Regions from separate parts of the Homo sapiens genome. Here region 1 is linked to region 2. A link is a loop called in an ENCODE intact Hi-C map of the cell type or tissue named here. Cell type or tissue: GM12878. All regions are shown on one strand. Each heading gives the region's core, and the rest is flanking DNA. Links, peaks and the distances in the headings are about the cores only.

The links. Hi-C counts contacts between places; a loop is a spot of excess contacts. Peaks named below come from ENCODE experiments on the same cell type or tissue, not always from the same donor. Only the 100,000 strongest peaks of a DNase experiment are listed, where the experiment ranks them.
Region 1: it touches region 2 in a loop (4-fold over the local background); 16 of 110 quality-filtered maps call a loop at or near these places.

What each region holds. Positions count from the first base shown.
Region 1 is chr12:106,730,293-106,746,050 of GRCh38, forward strand. RFX4 (regulatory factor X4) reads left to right here. Exons shown (of 18, transcript NM_213594.3): 14 at 1,838-1,957; 15 at 2,632-2,793. The region is part of intron 1 of LOC100287944 (a long non-coding RNA gene); the gene reads right to left. Among named protein-coding and RNA genes, the nearest start is that of RIC8B, 37 kb to the right of the region's middle. In GM12878, for the core only: a CTCF peak has its summit at 6,257 (motif pointing right); no DNase peak of the experiment used is centred there.
Region 2 is chr12:106,834,638-106,850,395 of GRCh38, forward strand. RIC8B (RIC8 guanine nucleotide exchange factor B) reads left to right here. Exons shown (of 10, transcript NM_001330145.2): 5 at 7,952-8,180; 6 at 9,215-9,310. Among named protein-coding and RNA genes, the nearest start is that of RIC8B, 68 kb to the left of the region's middle. In GM12878, for the core only: a CTCF peak has its summit at 7,266 (motif pointing left); a DNase peak (open chromatin) is centred at 7,214.

The DNA.
Region 1 (15,758 bases), core at 2,662-10,661, 110 kb before region 2:
GCCTCCACTACCTTATGTCTGAGACTTGGAGAGACCTAGCTCCCAGCTCAAGTGGCCCCTGTAGGGGCCAAGTCACTTATGCCATCTGGGCCTTATTTTCTCATCTGTGCTATGAACATATTGAACTAAATGACTTATAGGGGAATGGGAACAGATTACGGAGCCAGACCAAACTGAGGCAAATCCCTACTTGATTACTAATGAAGAGACTCATTTCCTCATCGGTAAGGGAGGATAATACCATCTACCTCACAGTTTGTTGTAAGGAAGAAACATATGTTCAGTGCTTAGCAGAGTTTTTGGTACAGAGTAAACACTCAATAAACAGTAGATGTGATGATGATAATAATGGTGATGGTAATGATCCATGATGAAGACAGAATGACAAAAAAAATAATGCCAGAGAGTCCCGTAAAGTCTCTAAAAGGCTGGGCGTGGTGGCTCATGCCTGTAATCCCAGCACCTTGGGAGGCCGAGGTAGGTGGATCACCTGAGGTCAGGAGTTTTAGACCAACCTGGCCAACATGGCGAAACCCATCTCTACTAAAAATACAAAACTTAGCCAGGCATGGTGGCACGCACCTATCATCCCAGCTACTGGGGAGGCTGAGGCAGGAAAATTGCTTGAACTCGGGAGGCAGAGGCTGCAGTGAGTCAAGACAGCGCCAATGCACTCCAGCCTGGGCAAGGTAGTGAGACTCCGTCTCAAAAAAAAAAGTCTCTAAAAAAGCAAACTAGAAGGAAATGGGAAAAAAGCAAACAGTATACTGGTCAGCTTGGAGAGAGGTGAGAAGTTTTGGACATTTTAAAGGGACTGCAGGATATCTACATGGAGATGTCCTATTGGGACCTGGAAACATGGGATGGGAGATAAAGGCTTGGCCCCTCTCTCTGACCCTGGGTCCATGAGGCCTTGATTACAGTAGACATTAACTGAGCCCCTACCGAAGGTGCACCATTCCACTGTGCATGGTAGCAGCATGACATGCAAAAAAAAGCTGGTTTTGAAATAATGTATTATCTATTAATCGTGTCATCTTGCATAAGTGCTTGGCCTGCAAAATAAGAATAAAAATACCCACCTTGCCACATGGTTGTAGTTATTAAATTAGAGAAGATAAGACTTTGAGCACAGAGACTGGCATATAGGAAAGTCTTTAAAAATGACTGTTCACATTCCCTTTTACAAAATAATCTACTCTAAATTGAAAAATGAAGACTGCCACTTGAAAAGACCAACTATTTTTAATGAATTACCTTTTCTAAGAACCATGTGCTAAATGAGGTCTTGAAAACATTTAGGGAAATAAGTAAATAACTTGTTGCAGATTTAAATTTTCAAATTGGCTCCTAGAATTATGTCAGGTACATTAGTAGATAGCAATACAAGGCAAAGTCCCTGCCATGGACATACTTAAAGTCCAATTGGGGGAATAATATGCTGGTGGAAGAGATAAAAATGAGAGACACTATGTTAATAAATGCCGAAGAGAGTGAGCGGTGCTCACATGAGGATGAGGCCAGTGGGTAAGCAAGAGCTCAGAGATGGCTCGGTGGGTGCCATTTTTGATGGTGTCATACTGATATAACTTCAGCAAGGAAAAGATTCACTTGCCACAAAGTGTTAATGACACTTACCTTATGCCAAGCACTAGGCTAAGGTGAGGATACAGCCAAGAACTGCAACCTATGACCATGAGGAGATCATAATTGAGTGGAAAATTAGACTCTTGAGCAGAGCATTTAGAACACTGTGTAACTTGTGCAGTTGACCAGACAGAGGGGGCATACACGAGACAGCACGACTTACTTTCTGTTTGATCCTTTTTTTCACCAGGGTCTTTTCACCTAATTCACTTAATGTTTGATGACTACGTGCTCTACCTGTTAGAATCTCTGCACTGTCAGGAGCGGGCCAATGAGCTCATGCGAGCCATGAAGGGAGAAGGAAGCACTGGTAAGCCAGCATTTTCCTGGGAATTGCACCACTTGGTAATGTTATTTGTATCCTTACTTCTGTGCTTTATGTTTCTTTAACTCTGTATCTCAAAGAATTTAGTTATGGTGAACAGGTTAAGTGGTATCAAACCAATCATGTCTTTTTCCTCTTTAAAGTGGGCATGTGGGCTGGGTCTGGTGGCTCACACCTGCAATCCCAGCACTTTGGGAGGCCAAGGCGGGCAGCTCACTTCAGACCAGAGTTCAAGACCAGCCTAGTCAATATGGCAAAACCCCATCTCTACTAAAAATACAAAAAATTAGCTGGGTGTGGTGGTGCACAACTGTAGTCCCAGCTGCTCAGGAGGCTGAGGCACGAGAATCACTTGAACCCGGGAGGCAGAGGTTGCAGTGAGCCGAGTGTGCGCCACTGCACTCCAGCCTGGGTGACAGAGCAAGACTCCATCTCAAAATAAGTAAATAAATAAATAAATAAATAAACAAATTAAATAAAGTGGGCATATTTATATACAGAAATTGCCTTGAGTGTCATGATGGTGATGGGAAACCATCGAAGAGTTTGACAAGAGAGTGACATCACACAGATTAGAATAATATTTCACTTTTTAAAGTCTTTTAGAGACACTTGCCTTTACATTTGGTTTTAAAAACTTACCCTATCTCTATCCACAGCAGAAGTCCGAGAAGAGATCATCTTGACAGAGGCTGCCGCACCAACCCCTTCACCAGTGCCATCGTTTTCTCCAGCAAAATCTGCCACATCTGTGGAAGTGCCACCTCCCTCTTCCCCTGTTAGCAATCCTTCCCCTGAGTACACTGGCCTCAGCACTACAGGTAATGGAAAGTCCTTCAAAAACTTTGGGTAGTTAATGTTTGAAGAAAGGGCTTTCTGCCAGCCTGGGCAACATAGTGAGACTTCATTTCCACACACACAAAAAGCCAGACATCTTGGCTCACACCTGTAGTCCCAGCTACTTGGGAGGCTGAGGTGGGAGAATTGCTTGAGCCCAGGAGCTACGATCGCACCACTGCATTCTAGCCTTAGTGATACAGTGAGACCTTGTCTCAAAAAAAGAAAAACAGGGCTTTCTGGAAAAACATTCTTCTCCCACAATCTCCAAAAGATAATGCCAAAACCTGGGTATCTTCCTGGATTTGTGAATGACGTACAGGTATTCATTTATTCATTGGTACACATTCTGTATGCTGCTGTTTTCAAGTTGGCAAATTAAGCATATGATAAAATCCCAAAACTAAGCCACTGAATTGATTATAATGCTATATAACATAAATACACAAACATTTTGAAAACAAGAAAGGGAACTCTCTGAATCAAAAACTGAGCTGCTTTCTTTTTCTCTGGAAAGGGAGGCAGACAGGAAACTTTACACTAAGCTATGGCAACCATAAGGAGGCAAGGGCTGTGATGTGAGTGGGTCTTCAGCTAAGCTAGAGCTGCCGGGCACATAGCATGAGGCTGATGCTACCGTGAGACTGTGTGGAGGCCCACACAGTCCAAGATATGCACAGGAGTCTCATAAGATTAATTTACAACCAAGAATTACCCAAGCTTGGATACACACCCAAAAGAAGGCAGAGATCCAAACAGATGTTTGTACATCAGTGTTCCTAACAGCATTTCTCACAATAGCCAAAAGGCAGAAACCACTGAAGCGTCTTATCGATGGATGATGGATAAAGAAAATGTGGTATATACATAAATGGAATACTATTGAACCTTGGAAAGCAATGAAATTCTGACTCATGCTACAACTCTGATGAACCTTGAAGATAGTATGCTTAATGAAAGAAGCCAGACACAGAAGGACAAATATATGATTCCATTTATATGAGGTACCTAGAATAGTCAAAGTCACAGACACAGTGAATGGAATGGTGAATGTCAGGGGCTGGAGGGAAGGGAAATGAGGAGTTAGTGTTTAATAGGTACAGAGGTTCAGTATAGGATGATGAAAAAGCTCTGGAGATGGATGGCGGTGATGGTTGCACAACATGGTGAATGTACTTAATGCCATTGAACTGTACACTTGAAAATGGTTTATACTGGGCGTGGTGGCTCATGCCTGTAATCCCAGCACTTTGGGAGGCCGAGGTGGGTGGATCACTTGAGGTCAGGAGTTTGAGACCAGCCTGGCCAACATGGTGAAACCCCATCTCTACTAAAAATACAAAAATTAGCCGGGCATGGTAGCACATGCCTGTAATCCCAGCTACTAAGGAGGCTGAGGCAGGAGACTCGCTTGAACCCAGGAGGTGGAGGTTGCAGTGAGCCAAGATCGCTCCACTGCACTCCAGCCTGGGCATCAGAGCAAGACTCCATCTCAAAAAAAAAAAAAGTTAATATGGATATATATTACCACAATTAAAAGTCACCCAAGCATCCGTGGAAGCCCAATTCCATGAAGGAGGAACAACAAACTTAAGAACAGAGAGAGTCTATATCCAAAGGAATGAAGTTAATAGGACAACCTGAAAAGTATTGTTAAGATGAGAACTAAAAAGAAATCAGCCAGGCATGGTGACTCACCCTGTAATCCCAACACTTTGGGAGGCCAAGGTGGAAGGATGTTTTGAAGCCAAGAGTTCGAGACCACTCTGGCCAATATATTGAGACCCCCATCTCTACACAAGCTTTTTAAAAAAGTTAGCTGGGCATGGTGGTGTGCACCTGTGGTGGAGGCTGAGATGGGAGGATCATTTGATCGTAGGAGTTCGAGGCTGCAGTGAGCTATGATCAGACCACTGCACTCCAGCCTGGGTGATAGCCTGTTTAAAAAAAAAAAAAAAAGAAGAAGAAGAAAGAAAGGAAAGAAAGAAGAAAAAGAAATCATACCCATGAGAGTCAAGATCTTCAAAAGGAAATATATAATTGTTGAAATAATAATTTCAATAGATAGGTTGAATATTAGAAAATTAGATTCAACTGAAAGAGATCAGTAAACCGAAAGACTGAGCTGAGGAGTTCTCTGATAATGTGGCAAAAAGAAATAGTAAGTATAAAAGTGATGTTAAGAAAAAGGACTGATAAACTCAGAAATTCTAATATTCATTTAATAAGTGTTCCAGAGAAAGAATAGAGAGAAAGTGAAGATGTAATAGCTGAGAGTTTTATAAAATGGAATAAAGACAAGGCTTTTTAGACCAAAAGCTCTCATTGAACATGTGCTGAATAAATGGAAAAAAAAATTACCTCTAAGCCCAATGAAGAAAATCAAAGATAAAAGAAATCTTACTAGTTTCCCCAAAGAAAATGTATATAACTTCCAAAGAAGAGAGAACCAGACTGATAGCAGACTTCTCATTTGCAACATTAGATTCAATACCTGAAACCATACTTTTGAAGTGTAAAGAAAAAAACTGCATTGAAAGCTTTGGATCTAGAATCCTATATATGTTTATTCATGTATATATGTACACACATGTATTTTTTTTTCCCCCGTGAGGACATTTTATGTGCCAAGTCCTGTGCTGGGTGCTATGGGAAATAAATAGATTAATATGCCAAGGCCTTGCTACCAAGAGGGAACACAAGGATAAAGAAAAGTACAGAGACAAGTGTTATGGAAGGAAGAATGTGGTATATGCAATAAGTGAGATATAAACTAATGCTATGAGGTTCCCAAGGAAGGAGAGATTCTATGTGGCTGGAAGTATCAGGGAAGACCTCACAAAGATTCCAGGCTTTATGGAGTGGAGGGCTTGGTCAGGCTATGATAATTAATTCATTACCTTTCCATCCAAACCTGCTCTACTACCCTCCTGTTACCCAGGCAACAAATACGGGAGTCAGCTTCAAATCTTTCCTCTCCCTCAACTCCTGTATTAGTTAGGGTAGGCTAAGCTGGTGTGACAAATAGATCCAAACACGGGTGGAGTTAACACAACAGAAATCTATTTCATGCTTGAAGACAGTACTGCTAGGGTATTCAGTCATAAAGGAGGCTCTCTGTAATGCAGTCATTTGGAAACACGTGCTCCTTCAATATTAAGCTCCCACATAGCCCAGGGCAGTATTTCCCAAACTGATCCACAGACCAGCAGTATCAGTATCTCTTGGAAACTTATTAGAAATGCTCTTATCTGGTCCTGCTGCAGACCCAATGAATCAGAAACTCTAGGAGCAGAGCCCAGGAATCTTGTTCAGCAAACTTCCAGGTGATTTTGATGCTCACTAGGTTAAGGACCACTGCCTGAGGGCTTTGTTAAGTCTGCAACCAGCTGGCAGAAATGGAAAAAGGGCACGGAGGATGAAAACCGACTCTCTTAAAAGCCCTGGCCTGAAGGTGGCACACGTCACTTCCACTTATATTCCATCAGCGAGGACTTAATCACATGGCCTCATGTAACAGCAAGACAGGCTGGGAAATGTAGAATAGCATGTACCCAGGCAGGGAAAGGGGAACAGCTTTGGGGGCAACAGCGGGCATTCTCCATCACACTTCCCAAGTCCAGTTGTTCTAATACTAATCTAGACTGATCTGTTCCTTCCCATCCCACTTGTGCCTCTGGTTCAGGCCACCCCCACCTCTCATGGACATCCACAGTGACTCTCAAGCTGGTACCCTGCCTCCAGACTCTACTCTGTCCTCTCACACTACTCACTAAGTCTCGTTTTCATGAAGCCTGTGCCTCCTCAAAGTGCTGGGGCAAAGAACCCACTGCCTCACTCTAAAAGCCTTAAAGAGCTCTCTTTCTCCTAATCACTTCTCACACTGTTCCTTCTTCTTGGGCTAGCCTCCTTCTACCCTCTGCCTGATAAAATCCTACTCACCTCCTTTGATGTTTCCCTCACCCTCCAAGTTAGAATCTTCCTCCAGACCCTCACAGCATGGACTTAATTATATCCTAATTCTATTTAGGACTGTTTCCAGAATAGACTCGGAACTAAAGTTTTTTTTTTTTTTTTTTTTTTTTTTTTTTTTTTTTTTTTGAGGACCAAATAAATAGGGTCAGATTGCTCCATTCAGGAGCATTTACTCATTTACTCACCTATCTATCCATTTCTCCAAAATATATTTCTCAGGTGGCTTCTATGTGCTAAACACTTTCGGATAGGTGGTGATATAATAGCAAACAATAGAAGTGTGGTCCCTGCCCCCTGGGAGTTTATGTTTAGAGGTTAAGGTTCTTGATGAGCAAACTGACAGTAACAATATAGTGTGAGGAGTGCTAGGTTGGAAGAAGGGTCAGAGTATCATGGGAGCATGAAGGAGAGGGGAGAAAAGGTATTCCAAGTAGAGGCAAGAGAGAGCATGTTATTTTTAGGAAACTTAAAAGTATATATCCCAGAGACTTTTGATTAATTCCTTCCCCAAAGTTTCCTCTCTCTATGGAACTACACCTACTTAGAGAAGGATTGAGCGGATGCTTAAGAAACTGGAAGGACTTGCTATCTTGTGTACTAGTCAATAAACTCAGTGGCCCTCTGTCAGGGACAGCTAAGGAAATTGGATTCTTCAAAGTATTGAAAAGCTGGGTTGTTGATAAATGGCATTAGATCAAGCTTTGATTTCACTTTGGGTACACAGCTAGAGAGCCCTCTTCTGTGGAAATTTAGATTTGAGATCGCCGTATTTGTTTATATAGATGCGCCTCAAACTGTATTTTGTTTTCTGCTTTGAGGAGGAAGAATGTGATCAGGCTCCCACCTCCCTCCCATTTTCTTTCCATAGTGGGTTGTTGTAGTTCCTGCTTAGAAGGCTCAGAAAAAGTACGTGTAGTGAAAAGAATGACTTTGTTCACTGAACATTAAAAGGGAAGAGAATTTAAGTACCATTCGCAGCTCTTCATGCAGCTCTCAGGAGTTCTTCAAAGATTGGGATTATTGGGCAACCATCCTGAGTCTCCTTTCTCCCTAAAGAAAGAGCCATTTACCCAAATAATCCTGCCCAAATATCCCTGTCATCACCAGGGAGACACACACGAGTCTGCTAGTGATAATATCCTAACTTCTGAAATAAACAGGGAAATTATACAAATAAAACAGTTCTGCATTATGAAGCAGAAACCATTTGGATGAAATGTTTCTCAAAGTGTAGCAACATTTCAAATAAGGAGACAGACTCAAAGGGAATAAGGGATGGGAGGGAAGAGTGTGAAAGAAAGATGTCTAGGATCTTCTCATAGTTCTCATCCAGCTAGTGAGTGTGCCTGGCTTTCTTTGAAGCAATGTGGAGGCCTCAAGTTATGGCAGGTGTGATAGACAAGGCCACAGGAATATCATAAATGGCTTCAGATATTTCTGTGCAATGTGTTCAAGAGCCATAAACGTAGCTTCTTAGAAATACAAATGTGAAACAGGTTCTCTTCAGATGATTTTAAGCTTTGAAGATTTTGGCACATTCCAGCTTTGTTCTCAGATATCTCCATGGGGCATTAAAAATGTCATCCTATATAAGACTATGTATGATATTTTTCTCAAGTACCACTTTTGAAATACTCCATTGCTAAATTAGACTGGATCTGGGCATGTAATGTGGGTCATGGTCTTGGAGAAAAGAAACCCAATTTCCTAACAACATGTATGATTATATAGGCATATTATATTATAAAGCACAAACTATTTACCCATGCTAGAAACCTAAATATTAGGAAATCTATTACGGTAGGCTTCTTAAATTTTCATTGAACAATAGTGTAAATTGTAAAACAATTATGTAAATCTTATAAAATGTATTTGCCATGTTTCTTTTTTTAAAAAAGTCAACTCAGCACATGGTTTTCATGCCCAGTTAATTTTTATTTCTATTTTAAAATTATCGCTTGACTTATATATCCCATCTACTTTCCAAAAAGTTTTGAAGTAGTTTATAATAAAAACAGAAAAATCAATTTCGTAAAAAGGACCAAAACCAGAAAGAAAGAAAGAAAGAAAGAAAGAAAAGGTGAGGAAAATTAAATGAAACAATGGTTAGCTTTAAAAATTTATTAAAATCTTATTAATATGTGAAATTTTATGTGACCCAGTTATTTTTTTGGGTTTCCAGCATATCGTTGATCAGACAATGTAAATATTACCAGGTTTGACTTGTTGAGAATCAAGGCCAGTCAAGTACCTGGGACTCTTTAACAAATAAATGTCCCACTTTGGATGGACACTTCTCCATTTTTCAGCTGTGAAAAAGGAACAGTATTATGTGTGCTCGGTGGCACAAAGCTAAAATTAATTCATTGCACATAACCTTTTGGCATCCTTCGATACAAGGACTAGGGAATACAAGGTAGTACAGATAATGAGTTATGACTCACTAGGAAAACAGTCACTCTGCTTATCTGTAGCTACGTCTAGTTCCATGTCCACATTTCTAAATATATTTTATTGACTGTACTTATTAATTGTTTTTTTAAATGGGGAAAGAAAGGGAAATGAAATAAATTTCAGGTACCTAAAATTAAACCTGATATATGGCCAATTTTGGTTGGGTTTACGGCAATGTCATGATAAGAGGCTGGTTAAAGGATTCCATTCCAACAGATTTCCACAAGGTAAGATCTAGCCTGTCTGTCCATTTTCTCCCCAAATTTGTAGGCTTGCTACGCTCCCTCATGACCTGGCAAAGTTGGCAAAGTTTAGAAACCTTAACTTTCTTTAAGGAAAACTGGCTCCTTTCCTCCTTGGGAGCATGGCAGGCAGTGCCAAACTGATCAGTCTATTTAACATGACATTGGGCTGCAATTCTTTAATGGCATCTAAAGCAAAACGTTAAGCTCCTACTCTGTCCCATCGGGCCACCGAAGGGTTCTAAAACCTCGTTTATGATGTCATTTTAAGTATTCCCTCCTTCAGCAATGACAATAAAAGTTAACTATTAAACTCATGTTTTCAACTTCCCACCATGGGTTCCCTGCAACACAAAACCAGCAAATTAAATCATTGAGATACTAGGATACTTAATGAAATAAAAGCGAATTCCTCATAAATGGCCCTAACTGTAGAACATCTGGCCTGCCCAGCTGCATTTTCTCTACATCAGTTGAGGATGTAACAAAGATAACCGACCCTTAGTCTTTCCAAATAACAAAAGCCTAGTTATTCTGAGGGCAGCTAAACCGAGTGGGATAGGATGGACACTTCAGCCCTGCCACAGAGTCTGCGATGACTCATTTACAGGACCTCAGAGTTGTCAGTGCTAGTGAATTCCTCCTTCTTTCGTCCCTGCTACTTCCTTTTCTTTAAAGGAATGGAATCACGAAAAATAAGCTGGGATTGAAAATAGATTGTTTAATTGACTCTTTTTTTTTGGATCACAAAATCAAATCTTAGCTTGCTGCTGGGACTTTAGGCTCCCTCATTCATTCATTTGTTCATTCATTCAACAAATATATATTTCGTGTCTAATTTGTACCAAATCCTGGGAGTACAGAAGTGAAAAAGAGTAATAGTCACTTCCCGCATGGTACTTACATTCTAGTGGTAAGAGTCAATACAGAAGTAAACTGCCAGGTAAAGGTGTAATTTCAAATGGTCAAAGTGCTATGTGTGAAAATAATAGTGTGCTATGAAAAAGTATAAAGTGGGGACGCATCTTAGTTGGTGGTCAGAGATGCCTCCCTGACAAGGTGACATTTATCTGAGACCTGAAGTTTTACAAGGAGCCAGCTACATAGAGGTTGCGGAGGGAAAAAGAACTTTCTATGCGACGGGGAAAAGCATGTGCACAGGCCTCAGGCAGCAAAGAGCTTGGCATAGTGGGAACTGACAAATGTGTATAATAAATAAGGAAGAGAGTGGCAGGAGAGGAAGTTGCAGAGATAGGCAGAGGCTAGATTATGCAGCAACATAAGAAGGAACTGATTCATTTGCTGCCCCGGTCAGTTCTGTCAATCAGATTTTGACCATGGAACTATTGGTAAAGTGTAACTCAAACAGATGAGGTTTCTAGCTTCAATAGGAGGTCTCTTTAGACACAGCTGTCTTAAGGATAGATAATAGCCAATGACGGAGGTTGCAGTGAGCCAAGATCACGCCACTGGCACTCCAGCCTGCATGACAGAGTGAGACTCTGTCTCAAAAAACAAAAAAAAAGATGATAGCCAATGACATACCTAGAGATACAGGTAAATATCAATATATAGTCTTCTTTCCCTGTCTCAATCATGAAGATTACAGGAAATGCTTGTTTAGTAGCAAATCCTGTCAAGCAACATCGTCCAAATAGAACTTTCTGTGATGAGATGGAAATTTTTTCTATCTTAGCTATCCAAAACAGTAGCCATTAGCCACCTGTGGCTATTAAGCACTTCAAATGTGGCTAGTGGAATTAAGAAACTGAATTTTAAATTGTATTTAGTTTTAATTCATTTAAATTTCAATAGCCACGAGTGGCTATAGGATAGGGCAGAGCAGCTCTAGAATCTTGACACACTTAAAGGAGCTTACAAACAAAAGGCGTAGGTTAGGTTAAAACTTGAGCAATATCTGTGATGGTTCACAGAATCCTCCTAAGGAAAAGGTTAAAGCAGTGGTCTCCAACCTTTATGGCACCAGGGACCGGTTTTGTGGAAGACAATTTTTCTATAGACTGGGGAAGAGGTGGGGGGGATGGTTTCAGGATAAAACTGTTCCACCTCAGATCATCAGGCATAGACTCTCATAAGGAGTGTGCAACCTAGATCCCTTGCATGTGCAGTTCATAGGGTTCACACTCCTATGACAATCGAATGCTGCTTCTGATCTGATAGGAGGCAGAGCTCAGGCAGTAATGCTTGCTTGCCCACCACTCACCTCTTGTGCGGCCCAGTTCCTAACAGGCCACGGTCCGGTACTGGCCCTGGGGTTGGGGACCCCTGGGTTAAAGGATTCAGTCCAAGATCTGAAAAAAAAGGGTACAGCCAGGTAGCTTGGGAAGCACTCTAAATTTTCAGAAGTCTGTAGCAGAATCTCAAAGCTTCAGGTTTTTGTTGTTGTTGTTGTTGTTATTGTTGTTGTTTTTGAAACAGGGTCTCACTCTGTTGCCTAGCCTGGAGTGTAGTGGCGTGAGCACAGCTCACTGCAGCCTCCACCTCCTGAGCTCAAGTGATCCTCCCGCCTCAGCTTCCCAAGTAGCTGGGACTACAAGCACACACCACCACACCCAGCTTTTGTATTTTCTGTAGAAATGGGGTTTTACCATGTTGCCTAGGCTGGTCTCAAACTCCTGGGCTCAAGAAATCAGCCCACCTCAGCCTCCCAAAGTGCTGGGATTATAGGCATGCGACACTGCGCCTCGCCAGCTTCTGATTTTTAATGGCCCTTAACATACAGAATGTGTGACAGGAGGCAGTATGTTATAGAGCTTTGTTACTCAAAGTGTGGTTCACAGACCAACCACATTGTCATCATTTAGAAGTTTGATATAAGGGCCTCACTCCCAATCTACTGAATCAGAATCTGCATTTTTAACAAGATCTCCAGTGATTCAAATACACATTCAACTGTAAGAAACATTGCTATGGAAAGGGTTTGGGGTTGGGCAGACCTGCATTGAAATCCCAACTCTGCCACTTACCTGAGCAAGTCATTTAACCTCTTGGGCCTCAATTTTCTCACCTGAAAAAGGAGGTAATACTACTTACCTCAAAAGGTTGTTGTCAAGACTGAATGGGTCAATGTATAAAAGGAAATGAGCATGAGATATGGTTTATGTTGGATGATCATTAATTCATTTATTTGACAAATCATTACTGATTGTCTATTATATTCCGAGCACCCTTCCTGTCCTGTGCTTAAAACCCCTTCCAAAACAAAGCAACCTTGGGGAAGAAGAGTGTTTTGTTGGGGATGGGAGGGGAAGAAAATGTTCCCCTGTAGCAGTTTCAATACTGTAAGGTGACCAACAACTGCTCCTCTTGGGATCTTTATAGGATTCTCAACTATCAGGGGCTTCCACCGCTATCCTCAGACCTTTAAATAAATAGAAATGTGAGGAGGGGAGGGGGGAATAAGAGAAAAATATGGGAATTGAACAAATAGGGAAGATTTGCTATTGTTTTACCGACAAAAAGCATTAGAATTGTCTTAAAAACTAAGCACAAACTGTAAGCTGCGCAGATTTTCTTTTATTAGCTTCCTTAGAAAAGCAGCAGCAGCAATTCTCACTGGAGGTCTCACTGGTAGGAAAGGGAATTCAAGGGGTGTTCTTTTCTGCTCCCCAGGCAAAAAGGGTTTCTCACCCAAGCCAGTAGGTGTTAATCTGCTTAAGCCTGCCTGAGTGGATGTGTTAGATTGCTGGCACATGTCCATTTAGGGGTTTTGTTCCCCAGACCACAGGAGCCCATTTTTCCAAGAGTTCCACTAGCTTTTTGTTTGATAACGTCTATTTCTAGCAGCATTTACTCCTTCAACAACAAATTCAATGGAACGAAAATTTACTGAACACCTACTATTTGGCACACCCTCTGTTGGGGATACAGAGATGAATAAGGAACAGTTGCTGTGCTCCGGGGCTCACACAAAAGTAACTGCTGTTGCATTCTCTCAGGTGATGGCTATTATCATGACTTCTTCCCACTGCTTGGAAAAAAACATGCTTTGGTTTCCTTGGCTGCCCCGTTTCAATATCCATTGACCTCGCTGTGCTCGCCTGAGGTCCCAGAGGCTTCAAGGGTTAATTACTTGCTTGCTGTGGCTGGTTCATTGTTCTCCCAAACTTCTCACCCTTTCTGCTTCCATTTCCAACTCTAAACTTTGTTTAATGTATTAATGTTTTTCTTTTTACGGAGGCAATACACATTCTTTACAGAAAAATACAGATAAGTAAAATAAGGGAAAACACTGTAAAACTCTCCTCAATCCCACCACTCAATGATAACCCATTTTAATAAACATGACATTTTAAAAAACTGTAACAGTAATATAATTTCACATGAAGTTCAAAACATAGAGGAGGGCAATTATGCATAATCCAGTCATCTGAGTTGTGATCATTTTGGGGATCTTCCCTTCCCATTTTCTTGTACTTATAAATCAAGCCTAACATGTAGCCTGCTAAAGTCATTATCTTTTGGGGGAAGAATATGGAATAGATGTGCAAAGCAGGAAGGGGTACTTTCAGCTGTGCTGGTGAGTAAGGACACTAGTAATTTTATAGAAAAACATGTTTAGAAATTTGCCGTAATTGGCTAAATTACTGTTGCTATTCAAATGTTTCATCCCTGGTAATAGAATCTCACCCAAGAAACTTGCCTTTCTTCCCTGGGGTCTGAAATGAGAAATACAGAAATATCTATTTTAAGAAGTTCTCATGTAAGAATACCTGAATTCATAATGAAGAGTGTTTGCATACCATTAAAAGCCTACCACGTGCCAAACTCTCTGACATATATTACAACAGTCCTGCAAGATAGATATTATTACTCCTGTTTTAAAGATGATGAAACAGAAGCTCATAAAGTTTAACAGGCTTGCCCAAGATCTTATAGCTAGTACCTGGCAGAACCAGAACCCAGAGCAAAGAGACACAACGGTAGAGAGTAGAAAGTGTGTGGCACAAAGTGTGTGGGTTCACAGCCCGACTGAACCACCCACTCACTCTGGGACCTTGCGCAAGTTATTTAACATTCTAAGTTTCCTTGAACTGGACTTTTGTGTGATGCCATTAGCCTGCAGTTAGTGTTGACAAAAGGAACCGTCCTTAGAATCAAGATGAAGTCCATTGTAAGGGTGTTGAGGACATTGTTGAACAGTTCATAGTTAAAGATATTGCTGTTTGCTCTGAATTTGGAGGACAGTAAACTCCTGAGCGATCGTCAGTCTTAGTGCTCCTAACTATTCAGGCTTCCAGGAGCACTGGCTCCTGGAAAACTCATATCTAAGTTTAAAGTTCACATATAGGAAGAATTTGGGCGGCATGTTTCACCTCATTCTGAATTGCATTTTTTGCCTCCAATTCTGCTTTTCTTTCTTCTTTCATTCCCACTTCCATTTTATTGTCTCGAATCTTTTATATTGCTATACACTCCCTTAAATTCTTTTGGATTTAACCATCAGTTTCCTCATCTATAAATGGGGGATAACGTTCTTTTAAGGGTGTGTGACAAGCACTCAGCACAGTGCATGGTCTGTAAGAGATGCTCAATAATGGTGTCTCCTTTCATACTCTTAGAATAAATCTTTGTCACCTCATTACAACAAAGGACATTATTTGCATTCTAAAAGATTCTTCAATTTATGAAAGGGCTCACCAAAGGGTTCTTTTAACAATAAGCCAATGTATTTAAAATAGGACACCATTTCCACATTTCTTCAAGGGTATTCCTTACCGAGTCTCTGTCACATAACTGGCACAGCGCTGATCCACCAACTCTGCTTCCTCCCACTACTCCATATCAATGCAGCTCCTCTCATATGCTATTTGCAAAGTCCCTGGGATGGAATGGACTAATTTTTAAAATGAAAACCTTTCCTTTATCTTTCCAGAGGAATTTTTAGATAGAAATGGTCTGCTGCAGAAAATACAGAATGGGAGATCAAATTTTCTCTTTTACTTCACCTTAAAAATGTCCTCCCTTAAATTCTTTCATGTTTTCCATGTACCTAAAGGGGGATGTTGAATCCCATTACCTCTGCCTTCTAAAACAAGTTTAATTATTTCCACCATACTAACATATTTTAAAATTTATCAGAAATTAAGTTGTCTGATGAGTTTAGTATTGCTATTAATGATTTATCAAATTATCATTAAAAAAAATTCTAGCCCAGGAGCGGTGGCTCATGCCTCTAATCCTAGCACTTTGGAAGGCCGAGGTAGGAGGATCACTTGAGACCTGGAGTTCAAGACCAGCCTGGGGAACATAGTGAG
Region 2 (15,758 bases), core at 4,119-12,118:
ATATTAGTAAAGCTTAATTTCTTTTCAACTTTTTAGATAAAAATAATAAAAATAAAACTATTTCGGCCGGGTGTAGTGGCTCACGCCTGTAATCCCAGCACTTTGGGAGGCCGAGGCAGGCAGATCACGAGGTCAAGAGATCGAGACCATCCTGGCTAACACGGTGAAACCCCGTCTCTATTAAAAATACAAAAAAATCAGCCAGGTGTGGTGGCGGGTGCCTGTAGTCCCAGGTACTTGGGAGGCTGAGGCAGGAGAATGGCGTGAACCTGGGAGGCAGAGCTTGCAGTGAGCTGAGATTGCGCCAGTGCACTCCAGCCTGGGCGACAGAGCGAGACTCTGTCTCAAAAAAAAAAAAAAAAAAAAAAAAAAGTAGAACTCTTTTCTTCCCACACCCAGTAGATCATCTTATGTACCTCCAGGGTTGTATCTACCTCACTTTGCAGACTACTGGTTTGTACTTACCGTTTCCATGGCTTTACCCTCTATTCATTCTTCAGCCCACTGTAATCAGGCTTCTGCATCTATTCCTCTGCCAGCACAACTCTGGTTTAAGGTCATTAGTAAGTTACCTTATCATAACATACAAGACTTTTTATAATGTCCCCACCCCATTTCATACATACATAAATAGACCTTTCTGGTCTTATTACCTACTAAGACCCCTCCTTTAGAGGCCTTATCATTTGCTTTAGGTTTAGGAACCTGTTTTCAGTTCCCCACAAGTACCATAATCTCTCATTCCTCCAAATTTTTGCTATTCCCTCTTATAGTGGAATATGTCTGCTGTTCAGAAGCTCCTTAATTGTTGACATTTACTATGTGCCAGGCAGAATGCTTTGCATGCCTTTCTTCATTTAATACCCACATCAACCTGGTAAGTTTAAGCTCCTTTATTTTAGAGGTAGGACAAGGCCTAGAAGAGGTTGTATAATTTGCCTAAGGCATACTAGAATTCAAACCCAGTGCTTTACTAATTATGTTATGCTGCCTTCCCTTACGAAAAGGAGTTTATTTTCTTTTTTATACCTGGCACCTAGCACAAGGCATAGCAAATATTATATTTGTTGAATGAATAAAGTGAGGTTTGAGCTAGTCTTAAAGAATGAAAATGTTCTAGGCAGGAGAAAACATGGACAAATACAGAAAAGAGAGTATGTCTACAGCACATTTAGAGAACAATGACCTGGTCACCATGGGTTAAAAGGTATTTCACTGAGGGTAGCATTCAGGGGTCTTTCCATTCAAAGTTTTCTTGAAGCTTCCCCACCTGTTGCTGCTGTAGTCATCTCTTGTTCTTTGTAGCAAAACTCCTTTAAGTGGTAACTATCTGATTCCTCTACTGTTCTTTTGAATCCAGTTCACCGAGGCTTTTAGCCTCACTACTCCACTTAGAATGGCTATTGTTAGGGTCACTAGTGACTTCTGTGTTGCTAAATCCAGTGGACATTTTTCAGTCATCTTACTTGATCTGTCAGCATCATTTGACACAGATCATCACTCCATTCTTAGATACCATGCTGTCTTGGTTTTCCTCTTACCTAACTAATTGTAAATTCTTTGTCTACTCCTCAGCCTCTGAATGATTGATCGAGTGCTCCAGTCTCAGCTTTCATAGTCTTTTAATCCACACTCACTCCTTTACTGATCTAATACAGTCTTCTCTTTAAATACCATCTACATGCTGATGACTTTTCAGTTTATATCCCTCTGTAACCCTGATCTCCCTCCCTGAACTCCAGACTCACCTAGCTAATTTCCTATTAACATCTCCACTTGGATGTCAACTAGACACCCCAAACTTAACATCCAAAATTAAACTCTCTATCATCCCCCTAAAAAGCTTCTTCTCTTGCAGTGTTTCCCATTTTCAGTTTATGGCACCTCCAGCTTTTCACTTGCTAAGGCTAGAACTTTAGATTCTCTCACACTCCACACTAGCCTGTCAGGAAATCCTTCATTATGTATCGAATGAACCACTTCACTGTTAATACCTTGTGCACTCACCTGAATTATTGCAGTAACATTCTAACTATTCTCCCTTACCTTTGATGGCCTACTGACTGTCCTCAATGCAGTAGCCAGAGTGACCTTTTTAACCTAAGTTAAGAGGATCTCATCATGCAAAACCCTGCAATGAATGATTTTCCACTTCCATCAGAATAAGATCTAAAGTTATAATATCCTACAAGACCAATCTGGTCTTCTCTGTTATCTACCTGATGTCATATCCTACTCCTCTTATGTATGGTGGGTCAGCCACACCAACTTCTTTACTGTTCTTCAGACATGCCACTGCTCCTGCCCCAGAGCCTTTGCTTTTACTCTTCTTCCTCTGATGCTCCTTCCTCAGTCACATTACTCTCTCTCTAATCCCTTCAAGTCATTTAAATAACTCATCTCAGTGAAGCCTTCCCTAACCATCCTATTTAAACGTATAACCCGGCCGGGCGCAGTGGCGCACACCTGTAATCCCAGCACTTTGGGAGGCTGAGGCAGGCGGATCACGAGGTCAGGAGTTCGAGACCAGCCTGACCAACATGGTGAAACCCTGTCTCTACTAAAAATACAAAAATTAGCCAGGCATGGTGGCACACATCTGTAATTCCAGCTACTCAGGAGGCTGAGGCAGGAGAATCGCTTGAACCCAGGAGGCGGAGGTTGCAGCGAGCCAAGATGGCGCCATTGTACTCCAGCCTGGGCGACAGAGCAAGACTGTTTCTCAAAAAAAAAAAAGTATAACCCATACATACTAGTTTACCCTCATGGGTTATTCCCCCAGAGCACTTATCACCTTCTAGCATATTATTTAATTAACTTTAAAAAAATTTTATTTACTTTTCTGTCCATGCCAGAGAATAAGTTCTGTGAGGACAGGAATTTTTTCTTTATTTTCTTTGTGATACCTGCCTGAAATAGTGCCTGGCATAAGTAAATAATAAATAATTACTGGATTGAGTTAGATTAAATAAAATTATTTATTTACATCTGAAAATCTTTTGTTTTTTTTTTTTTTTTTTTTGACAGAGAGTCTCACTGTGTTGCCCAGGCTGGAGTGCAGTAGTGCAGTCTTGGCTCACTGCATCCTCTGCCTCCTGGGTGCAACCAGTTCTCCTGCTTCATCCTCCCAAGTAGCTGGGATTACAGGCACGCGCCAGCATGCCTGGCTAATTTTTGTATTTTTAGTGGAGATGGGGTTTTAGCACGTTGGCCAGGCTGATCTCGAACTCCTGACCTCAGGTGATCCACCCACCTCAGCCTCCTGAAGTGCTGAGATTACAGGCGTGAGCACCACACCTGGTCGGGGATCGTTCTTTTCGTTGCCTGAATCATTTCAGATGGTTTTATTGTGGTTTGGTTGATACACAAAAAGCTGTACATAGTTAATGTATACAACTTGATGAGTTTGGAATTCTAAGTAAATACCTGAGAGGTATTACCATAATCAAGGCCATAAACTTTGTCATCAAAACAGTTTTTGTATTGGCATAAAACAGACATATTGACCAAAAGAACAAAAGAAAGAGTCCAGAAATAAACTCATGCATATATAGTTATCTTCAACAAGGGTGCCAAGAATACACAATGGGGAAAAAAATAGTCTCTTCAATAAATGGTTTTGGGAAGACTGGATTTCACTAAAAGAATGAAATTGAATCCTTATCTCACATCATACACAAAAATCAACTCAAAATAGATTAAAGACTTAAATGTAAAACCTAAAACAATAAAACTCTTAGAAGAACACTTAAATTAGCCAGGCATGGTGACACACCTGTAGTCTCAGCTACTCCGGAGGCTCAGGTGGGAGGATCACTTGAACTTGAGAGGTTGAGGCTGTAATGAGCTGTGATCACACTACTGCATTCTAACCTAAGCAACAGAACAATACCCTGTCAAAAAAAAAAAAAAAAGAGGGAGGAGGAGCAGGAGGAGCAGGAGCAGGAGACGTGAGAGAAAAAGCTTACGGACATTGGTCTTGGCAATGATTTCTTGGGTATGACACCAAAAGCACAGGCAACAAAAGCAAATATAGACAAGTAGAATTACATGAAACTAGAAAACTTCTGCACAGCAAAGGAAACAGTCAACAAAATGAAAAGGCAGCTTAAGAAATGGGAGAAAGTATTTTCAATCCATATACCTCAAGAGGTTAATATCTAAAACCTATTAAAAAACTCTTAATAGCCAAAAAAAAAACCTGATTTTAAAATGGGCAAAGAACCTGAATAGACATTTAACCAACGAAGACATGCAAACAGACAACAGGTACATGAAAAGGTACTTAACATCACTAATGCAAATCAAAACCTCAGTATCACCTCATACCTTGTTAGAAGGGTTATTCCAAAAAAAAAAAAAAAACCTCAAAAAACAAAAGATAATCGATGGTAAGGATGTGAAGAAAAGGAAATCTTTTTACACTGTTGGTGGGAATGTAAATTAGTATAGCCATTATGGAAAACAGTGTGGAGTTTTCTCAAAAGATGAAAAATAGAATTATTTGATTCAGCAATCACGCTTCTGGGAGTATATCCAAAGGAAATAAAATCACTGTTTCACAGAGATATCTGCATTTTCATCACATGGTCCTTACAGCACTGTTCACAATAGCCAAGATACTGAAACAACCTAAATGTCTATCAGTCAGATGAATGGATAAAATGTGCGTATATATGTATACACACACAGAGCAGAATCAGTAGAGTATTATTCAGCCTTTAAAAAAAGAAGGAAATCCCATCACTTGGAACAACATGGGTGGATCTGGAGGGCATTATGATAAGTGAAATAAACCAGGCACAGGACAAATACTCCATGATCCCACTTTTATGAGGAGTTTAAAATAGTGAAGCTTGTAGAACTAGATAGTAGAATAGTGGTTATCTGGGGCTGGGGAGAGGAGTAAATGGGGAGGTGTCAGTCAAAAGATACAAAGTTTTAGTTATGCAAGATAAGGTCTGGAGATCTCCTGTGTAGCAGAGCCTATAGTTAGCAATACTGTATTGTATACTTAGAATGTTGCTAAGGGAATAGGTCTTACGTTAAGTGCTCTTACCACAAAAGAAAAAAATACTTTTCAAAGATTTTGAGGGGTTTGGGTGCAGTGGCTCACGCCTGTAATTCCAGCACTTTGGGAAGCCATGGCAGGAAGATTGCTTGAGCCCAGGAGTTTGAGACCAGCTTGGGGAGCATAGTGAGACCTTGTCTCTACTAAAAATTAAAAAATTAGCAAGGGGCATGGTGGCGTGTGCGTGTGGTCCCAGCTACTCAGGAGGCTGAGGTGGGAGGATCATTTGAGCCCGGGAAGTCAAGGCTGCAGTGAGCCATGATCATGCCACTGCACTCTGGCCTGGGCAAGAGACTCTATCTCAAAAACAATTTTTTTTAATGAATAAAGAGGGCAAAAGGAAAATCTTTTGGAGATTTTAAGATTCGTTTACATAGACTTTACAGCCTTGAAAAAAGATATGTAAGCCCCAAATATAAAGAAGATACATTTGACCAGCAAGATTTATTAACAGCTATGGATCTACGTGTGCCATATCATGTTCTTCAGTGTAATTTCATGTTTTTGTCCAGCGATTCACAGAGGACTAGATTTTAGATTGCCTTTCCTCTCCCACAACTGACAAGGCTTTAATCAGGGCATTAAGGAGTTCTAAATAGGTCTTGCTTTTGAATCTGCATATCAGGAGGGGGCTGGGAGCATGAGCGGGAGGATGTCATGTCTCAGTGATTAATGATCTCTAGGAAGCTGAAAAGGGGAGTGTAATATACACAGTATTTCTACCCCCTGGAGTAGGAATGCAAACACTATTGTGCAGATCTGTGCATAGTCACTGACTTCCTGGTAGCTGGAGAATTTCATACACTCTTCTACCACAAATAAAACTGTCAGAGAAGTGACAGAGCTCAAAAAGCTGGCCTTCCTTACTTAAAAAGAATAGCTCAAACACAGTGAGCCAGAAAAATTAATTTTGTAGTTGTTTGGAAACCAAGTTGTTAAATAAGAAATAAGAAAATGGGAACTTTTCTTGAAAAGCCTAAAACCTCCAAATATTTGTTGAATCAAACTCTACATTTGGTTTCTTAAATTTACTGAATTCCTGGAAACTGCTTACTTTAAACGAATTTAAAGGGGAAACATTCCTTTGTAATGAAATGACCCATCTGAAACTTTTCAATCTGGTCTCTGGTAGGTTCAGAGCATCATACGGTCAGTGTATTTAAGAGCCTATTGCCTGATGTTTAGGGAAAAAATCATAACATTTCAGAATGGCTTGTATACAGTTTTTGAAAATAATTCTAAGGTAGAGTTATTTCCCCCCTTTTATTCTCAATGAATCTATGGTATTATTTAGTAACAATTTCTAAGTGCTTAAGATAGAAGCAAAACGTTCTGAACTATAGATAAGATAAACTACAGATATTTGCAAAAAAAAGTTTTAAGAGAAAGTTTTGGGGAAAGCTTATATTTCAGCCACCTTTGATTATTTACCAATAACCAAATATAGAGATTTTGTGCATAACACCAGTAGCAGCAGCAGTATTTGGTTTTAGTGAGGGCAATCAAATAACTTGTATTTTACTAGGAACCATTTATTCATATGACTTGTTAAATTATTTTTTGCTCTTGATTCATTTTTTTGATGCCCTATACATTACCACTTTCTGTTCTGCATTGTCTAACTTTTCAACTGACTTGTTACTGGTTTTTATTTTTCCATAATATAAAAAGAAAGGAAATATTCATTCTTGGGGAAGTGGAGCACAATTCAGGGTAGAGGAAAGAAAAATTTTTGTATTTCTATTTCTTTGTTTTTCTGTTTGTTTTGCTTTATTTTTTAGGGTGTCACTATAATCTAAAGTAGAAGGAGCTACTGGTCTAAATTAAGATAGTATCAGATAGATTAAGCTCTAAATTTGGTTTCCAAGTGGTTGGACTTTTAAATTGCATTTGCAGGAGTTTATTTTTAGTCAGGATGTGGTTATTTTTAGATCTGCTTCTCTGTCACTAGGAAATAAAATGCCTGTCTTTCCATTGTTGATCAGGAAGTTCTAAGGCACAGGCATATAAGAGCCAGTTAGCCCAGAACACCACCACTCCTTTTAGATGAAAGAATATGAAATAACTCATGGAAGAAAATATGTTTGTTGAGAACATATCTAATTTTGAAATTGTTAGTGTCATTTTAATCTTTTGTACACTGAACAACAGAACAAGGTTTTTAGGGAATGCCAAAAATATAAGGTTTGGGTTCCCCCTACTGGTGTGCATCCCAGTCTCGTGTATTCATTAATACACAGCTGAAAGGCCTAGGGGCTAGAGATTAGAAATAGCTATATTAACTTCATTTAGAGACCTGATGATAAGAAAGAGAGAAAAAACTCCATTTCCCTTTTTCTGCATATGTCTTACAAAAATTGGGATGATTTTTAAATTGTATTTTCTACATTTAGAAAGAATAAAACTTAATTCTACCATATTTGGTTTATTGTTGTTGCTACTGATAAGCTGCTTATTTTCAGTGTTTCTCAAATGCTTTATGTTGTAATCTAAGGAATAATAAAACACCAGTGGATCCACAAAAGGATTTAAAATCCCAGGGAAGAAATGCAAAGCTAGCATTGTTGCCATAATAAAATTAAGGAGCTGGCATTAAAGCTCACTAATTCCTATTTTAGCATTTCAGAAAGTGACATGACATCATGTGATTGTGTCTGTCTATTCAACATTTGTTTTTTTTCTAATTTGTACAACATATATTTGAAACAGTTTTTTATTTCCTATCTCATAGTAAGTGTCAAGTGTCCATAATGGCTCATTTTTGGAAAAGAAATATTTTAATTGACTCTTAAAAGTCACTTTTGAACTTCTTATTATGTTTGCATTTTAAAGGACTATTCAATCAAGTTAAAATATTGTATTTTTTTAATTGCTTTTCAGCAATGCAGTCAACCTTTTAAGCAATGTTCCAGTCTCTTGTTTGGATGTTCTCATTTGTCCGTTAACCCATGAAGAAACAGCCCAAGAGGCAACGACTCTAGATGAACTGCCCAGTAATAAAACAGCTGAGAAAGAAACAGTTTTGAAAAACAATACCATGGTATACAATGGTATGAATATGGAGGCCATTCATGTTTTACTGAATTTTATGGAGAAGAGAATAGACAAGGTAAGGCTGATAAAATGGAAGCCCTGGGAAGATGCTTCCAAAGAATGTAAATGTGCCATACATACAGACACACATCACAGAGCATGATTTTTAAATCTAAGCTTTTTTTCTGACTGATGTGCTGCATAATTGTTTTTACTTTGGAAAGCAGTTTATTACAATATATGATAAATTGCTGAAGCCATGTTAATTTATTTGTTTAATGCTGAAAATTATGTTCATGCAACACCAAAATTATGACTAGTGCTTGAAAACAAAGGAAAAAGTAATTACTGTTCCATTTTGTTACTTTGTGAGTCCTAGAAATAAAAAATATCCCCCCAAAAACTTGCTAAATACTCTTCATAATACCTAAAAGACATCTTCCCAAAAAAAAGAAAAAAGAAGACCTTGTCAATTTCCCATTTGTTGTGAGCTGTTTATACATTCTCTGGTCTATCACTCACTTTGTCAGGTATCTGTATTAAAAGGCAGCAAGGTAGCATAGTCCAGTCACCAAAATTTTGCTTCATTCAAGCCCTTTGGCTAAGCCCATGGGAATCCTAGAAAATGTAGGAACATCCAGGAAGGACCAAAAAAGGCAATAGTAAACATGAAGATGATAAAATGGAAATGTTTTTAGGAAAAGAATTTTTAAAATAGTTTGTAAGCTTAGGTAACATAAGATGTCCCCACCTCGTGGATCACGAGGTCAGGAGATCGAGACCATCCTGGCTAACATGGTGAAACCCCATCTCTACTAAAAGTACAAAAAATTAGCCAGGTGTGGTGGTGGGCACCTGTAGTCCCAGCTACTCAGGAGGCTGAGGCAGGAGAATGGCGTGAACCCGGGAGGTGGAGCTTGCAGTGAGCCGAGATTGCGCCGCTGCACTCCAGCCTGGGCAACAGAGGGAGACTCCCTCTCCCAAAAAAAAAAAAAAAAAAAAAGTCCCCACCTCAAAAACAAATTGATATCCTCAGTTACATGAAGGAAAGTAATACTGTTAGAAACAAAACTAACGTATTTCAAAAACATATGGTTTTTTTTTTTATAGGGAAGCAGCTATAGAGAGGGTCTAACTCCAGTTCTCAGCTTATTAACCGAATGTTCCCGAGCCCATCGAAACATCCGAAAATTTCTCAAAGATCAGGTAACTGCTTAATGCATATTACATTGCAAAGTTAGTCTTTTTATGTGCATTTTAAACATAGAATTAATTGAATTTTCTCACAATGATTTTGTTTCAGATAATCAGAAACTCAGTCTTAATCTTTGAAATCTTCTTAATCAAGAAGTGTGTATTTTTTGAGTCATTCATTCAGCAAATGCTACCGAGATCTGCTGTGTGTGCTGTGTTTTGGGCATTGAACAACAGATGAAGTCTTTCCCCTTGGGAAGTTTATTTTGTAGAGAGGGGGACAAAAAGTAAACAAATTTAAAATATAATGGCAGGTGGTGATAAGCATTCTGAAGAAAGGTAAAGCATTTTAAGAGAGAGGAGACACTTTAAGGGAACAAGGGAGGACCTCTCTGAGATGACATTTGAACAGAAAGGTGGAAAAGTAAGAGTATCTCTGAGAATGATTGGAAAGGAATGTCCCTGAGAGAACAAGTTCACAATCCCTGAGACAAGAGGATGCTTTGGTACACTTAAGGAAAAGCAAGAAGGCCTGTGTGACTAGGCCACAATATGCAAGGGGGAGAGTGGTAGATAAAGAGAGGTAACAAGAGCCAGATACAGCAGGCGGTGTAGGACTTTCCATTCTCTTCTAAGTGAGATGAGAAGATATTGGAGTGTTTTAAGAGGGGAAGTGATGTGACCTTATTTATGCTTAAAGATATCCTGGCTACTATTTGTAAGATTGACATAGTGGAGCACAAATGGATGCAAGGAGACAAGTCCAAAAGATAACTGATGTTGCATGTTTGGAGTAGGATGGTAGTGGTTAGAGTTCATACTTGGGGATATGTTTTAAATATTTTAATATGTCTTAAAAGTAGCTCACAGAACTTGCTGATAGATTGGAGTATGGGTTGAAAAAGAAAAAATAAGGGTGATTTTTAAACTTTCAGATTATATCTTAGACTACAAGTGTAAGACTTTGATTGTAACAATACCTGAAACTAGCCTCCTCTAAAATCCCAATTTCAAGCACCTTCTCTTATTTAGTACCCTCAATCCAACATTCTTTCTTCCTCGGAGGATTGTCAGTCTGTCATTTTTTCCCACTGTTCTTCACTCACTTGTGCCTTCTCTCCTTACCCAGGCTAGATTCCACCTGAGGTTCATTACTATAATCACTCCTTTCCATACATCTCTAACTAGCACCTTGTGCGCTCCCTCAGTCGTACTCACCTGGCAAAACCTAACAAACTGGCTAACTCCAGCTTTCTTCCTACTCTGGGTCTCCACCAAGCACTTGAACATGATAAGAGAAAATGACACAACCATTTTGACGAGTCTACTTTAAATTTAAGACCACCAGCCCCAACCGGTTCCTTAGCAAACTCCAAGATGACTATTTCACAGCTTTTCTTCACACCTCCAATGCTTACTGCCCTCTCCTCACTCTCATTTCTTGACTTTGTTTCCTGTTTCATCATGAAATTAAGAAAAAACTTTATCTTTCCACCATTGCATCTGCTATCTGTCTGCATCTATACTGCCATATCCCTTGTATTCCCATCTGTCACAATGGATGAATCATTGCTACTTCTGTGGCCAGCATTTGTCCTGGATCTCTTTCTCTCTCATTAACTTTGCACCTGCATTTATTTCCCCTCTCTCTCTTCTTATATTAATCATTTTAAAAAATGTATTGGATCATTTATCAGCACCCAAACACATCTTTCATCTTAAAAACAAAAACACCTTCCCTTATCCCACTTCTCAAGCTGCCTTTCTATTTCTATGCTCCTCTTTATGCAGTGTCCTCAGAAGAGTTCTCTGTACTCACTCTCTCTATTCTTTTTACTCGTTTTTGACTCCTAAACCCTCTGTAGGCTACATGCCTTCCGCCCCACTGCAAAGGTGTTTATCAGAGTCACCAACTCAACTTTGCCAAAGCTAATAGTTCTCAAGTCTCTTTTTTTAAATTCTCCAATAGAATTTGATGTAAGTATTCCCTCCTCCTTGAAATACTTTCTTCACTTGGTTTCTAGGACACAATAGAGAACCTCTTTGTTGATCTTCCTCGTTTTCCTAACCCTAAATGTTTGAGTGCCCCGAGGCAATACTATCTTGTCTCTATCTCTGCTGCCATGGTGATCTCATTCAAGAGTCATGGTTTTGAAAATCATCCATATATGCTGATGACTCTCAAATTTATATCTCCAGCCCTGACCTGTCACCTAAGCTCTAGACTTATACAGTGAACTGCCGACTCATCTCCTCCTCTTGGATGTATAGTAGGTATCTCAAGTTTAACATACCTCAAACTAATATCTTGATTTTCATCCCTCCAACCTATTTCTTCCCCTTCTTTCCACATTTCAATACGTGGTACCACCATTCACCCAATTGTTCATTTATCACTACATAGAATCTCCCCTAATAAATGAACCAGATTCATTTTTTCCCTCTGTATTTATGGTCAAGATTTAGTAAGCACCTTACTGTATCTAGAAACACTAATAGGTAGTGCTGATAAGGAGAGATTAGAAAATAGAGACCATCTTTGAGGAATTTACAGTCTGTTGAAAGAAGAGAAATACCCAGAAAGCATGAATAATGATTTAGGCAAGATTAATTAATTAATTAAGGTCATTTCCACATTTGATTATTTTAAGACATTCTCCCTTGACTAGGAGGAGTTGGTGAAGCACAGTAAATGAAAATACTTTTTTTCTGCATTTTCGCTTTTTTCCACAAGGGATCCAGGTACACCTAAACTGTTTAGATTTTGCTATCTCTAAACAGAACAGCCAAAAAAAAAAAAAAAACCTATTAGTTAAATACTTCTTAATATGAAGGCCTTGGGCCACATATTGTGTCATTATAAAAGATTATGTGACCCACTGTCTGTCTTCAAGAAACATTACAGTAGAGGTATGGAGATGAAACATGACAGGTAAAAAGATAACTAAAGATACAAGGCATAATACAGAAATCAACTTTCCTTCTGAAGAGGATGCACTGTAGACTGTTATGATCAAGAAAGGCAGAACTTAAAGTACAGATGATTAACTCTGATAATAATGTAAGTGGAACCTTGATTTATTATTATGCCCTGTAGTAAATACCTGGTTAAATCCAACTCATGCCTATCCAAAGGAAATTGGTCTATATTCTGTGTTTGGGAGGTAGAAAAGAAAGCAAGTGGTAGAAATTACTGACCCAGGTTGTATTATTCTGGAGAGGCTTATAGAAGCAATGAGTATTTGGGGGATTTGAAAAAGAAACTGGACAAGATTTGTCAAAGAAAAAATTTGTTGGAGGTAGTATTCTAGGGGGAAATACATAGGCAGTTTGGGAGTGGTATATAACAATAACAACAAAATTTTGTTAAAAATTTGTTTTAAGGAACCAAAAATGTAGCTAACAAAATTTTTACATGATAACCTTTGTTCATAGATTCTGTACTCGAGGTACTATAGACATATACTACATGAAATCATTTGTTACATGTTTCATTCTTCTAGAAATGGGAGACGTACTAAGTATGGTTCAATAATGGTTCACAGTAGTAAGGATTTGTTGTGCAATTACTTTGTGCCTAGCATTTTGTTCTACCCAGCCAGAGACTGAAATATGGATTCCATAAACACTTTAGATAGGTTACTCAATTTTGTGAGATTTAGTTTCCATTTTTGTTTATAGCTGTGTCTCCCCTGCCTCTGATATCTCCTGATACATGGTGGATACTTGACATAGAAAGAGAGAGAGAGAAGAAAGTCATTTGAGTGGATCAAGTAAAATTATATATACATAAAGGATCTGGGATATAATAGGTGCACAGTAAGTTCTTATTTGACTTCGTGTCTGCCCTCATTTCTTAGCACAGTGCCTAGCTTATATAATAGAAGGCACTTAATAAAAGCTTCTTGAATTAATTCATTTTTCCTTCAACCAGCAAATATTCATTAAACACCTGTAATATGCTAGACACTGGGAAGAAAGCAGTAAACAAAACAAAGAAATCTCTGCCCCAGTGGAACTTGGTCTTGTGGAAGGAGGCAGACAAGTAAACAGATAATTATATACTACGTCCGGTGGTGACAAGTGCTATGAGAGAGGTTCTGGCAGAGTAAGGAGGTGGAGGTGTTGCAAAAAGAGAGGGCTAAAGGTTAGTGATATGGAGTGGTCAGGGAATGTCTCCTGTAAGTGACATTTTGGCAAACATCTGAAGAAAGTAAGGAGAGAGCCATGCAAGTTTCTAGAAAAAGAGTTTCTGGGCAGAAGGAGAAGCAAATTCAAAAGACCTGAGGCAGGAAAGTACTTGGCATGTTTAAGAAGGTCCATGGAGGTCTGTGTGTCTGTAACAGCATAGGCAGGGAGAATAGTAGAAATGAAGTCAGAGAAGTAGCAGGAAGCCAGATTATGTGGAATCCTGTACGGAAGTTGTAAGGACCTTGCCTTTTACTGTGAGATGAGAAGCCATGGGAACTGGAGAACTTTGAGGAGTGACATGATCTGACTTTCAAAGGATCATCCTAGCCACTATGTAGAAAATGAATTAGAGAGTGACCAGCATGGAAGCAGAGACCACTTACAAGGCTTTGGTATTAGTCCAGAGAAATATTGGTACCTTGGACTTGGTAATACTGGAGGAGGTGGGGAGAAGTGGTTGGATTGTGGGTATATTTCAGAGGTGGAGCTGACATAATATGCTGATGGATAGATATTAAAGAGAGGAGTCAAGGATATTTCCAAGGTTTTTGTACCAAGCAATTGGGAGAATGGACCTACCATTTAATGAGATGGAAAACTGATGAGGAACAGGTTTGGTGGGAACTTCAAGAGTCCTGCTTAGGACCCGCTAAATTTAAGAGGTCTATAAAAGCCTGGAGGTCAGAAACACGGAGTAGAATAGTGGTTACCAGGGGCTGTGGAGAAGATGGGGAGTTATTATTCAATAGATATAAAATTTCAATAATGTAAAATTATTAAGTTCAAGAGATCTGCTGTACAACATTGTACCTATAGAATGATGGTTACCAGAGGCTGGGAAGGATAATGGGGGAGTGGCGGGAGAATGAGGAGTGGGGATGGCTAATGGGTACAAAAATGTACTTCAATAGAATGAATAAGATGTAGTATTTGATAGCACAACAGGGTGATGTCAACAATAATTTGTTGTACAGTTTAAAAACAGCTAAAAGAGTGTAATTGGATTGTTTGTAACAGAAAGCATAAATGGTGGATACCCCATTTACCCTGATGTGATTATTATGTATGGTATACCTGTATCAAAATATCTCATATACCCCATAAATATATAACCTACTATGTACCCACAACAATTAAAAAAATTTTTTTCTTTTTAAATAGTTTATTTATTTATTTATTTATTTATTTATTTATTTATCTATTTTTTGTAGAGACAGGGTCTCGCTATGTTGCCCAGGCTGGTCTCGAGCTCCTGGTTTCAAGCGATCCTCCTGCCTTGGTCTTCCAAAGCGCTGGGATTACAGGTGTGAGCTACCATGCCCGGCCAAAAATTAAAAATTAAAAAAAAAAACTACAAAAAAAAATACTGTATGGTACACATACAAATTTAAGAAGGTTAGAAAAAAGAAACAAGGAATCAGTTATGGGTCCCACCAAGACTTAACTGAATCAGAATCTGCATTTTAACAAGATCCCCAGGTGTTTGGAATGCACATTCCAGTCTAAAATCACTAGCCTGAAAAGCCCTAGTTAACAGGATGACTTCAGGACACTTTAATATGCTCTGTAATCAGTCTGTAAGTGTAAGTAAGGTGGTGGCAGTGTATTTAATATTGTGTTAGATTGAATATCCTCTATATAGATCTATCATAGATATAATTATCTTAAAAAAATGAAAGTGAGTCCATTTTAATATATTTTCTGCCCTTATTTAAATCTATTAGTTTCTATAGCTCTTTGTAAAATCCTATAATTTCTGTGATTAAAGAAAGAAGTTTGGAGGTCAGGGAAGAAATCAACAATGGAGATATAATTTAGGGCAGGGGTCCCCAACCCCAGGGCCTGATCCATGGCCTTTAGGAACTGGGCTGCACAGCAGGAGGGGAGCAGCAGGCGAGCATTACTGCCTGAGCGCCGCCTACTGTCGTATCAGCTGGTGCATTAGATTCTCATAGGAGCACAAACACTATTGCGAACTGCACATGCAAGGGATCTAGGTTGTGTGCTCCTTATGAGAATCTAATGCCTGATGATCTGAGGTGGAACAGTTTCATCTTGAAACCACCCACCAAGCCCCAGTCTGTGGCAAAATTATCTTCCATGAAACTGGCCAAGTCCCTGGTGCCAAAAGGTTGGGGACTGCTGATTTAGGGAGTCATCAGGATGCAGAGACTATAAAAAGCCATAAAACTGGATTAGATCACAAATTGAGTAAAAATAATGAAGTTGCCTACAAACTCAACCCTTGAATATTCCAACATTAACAAAA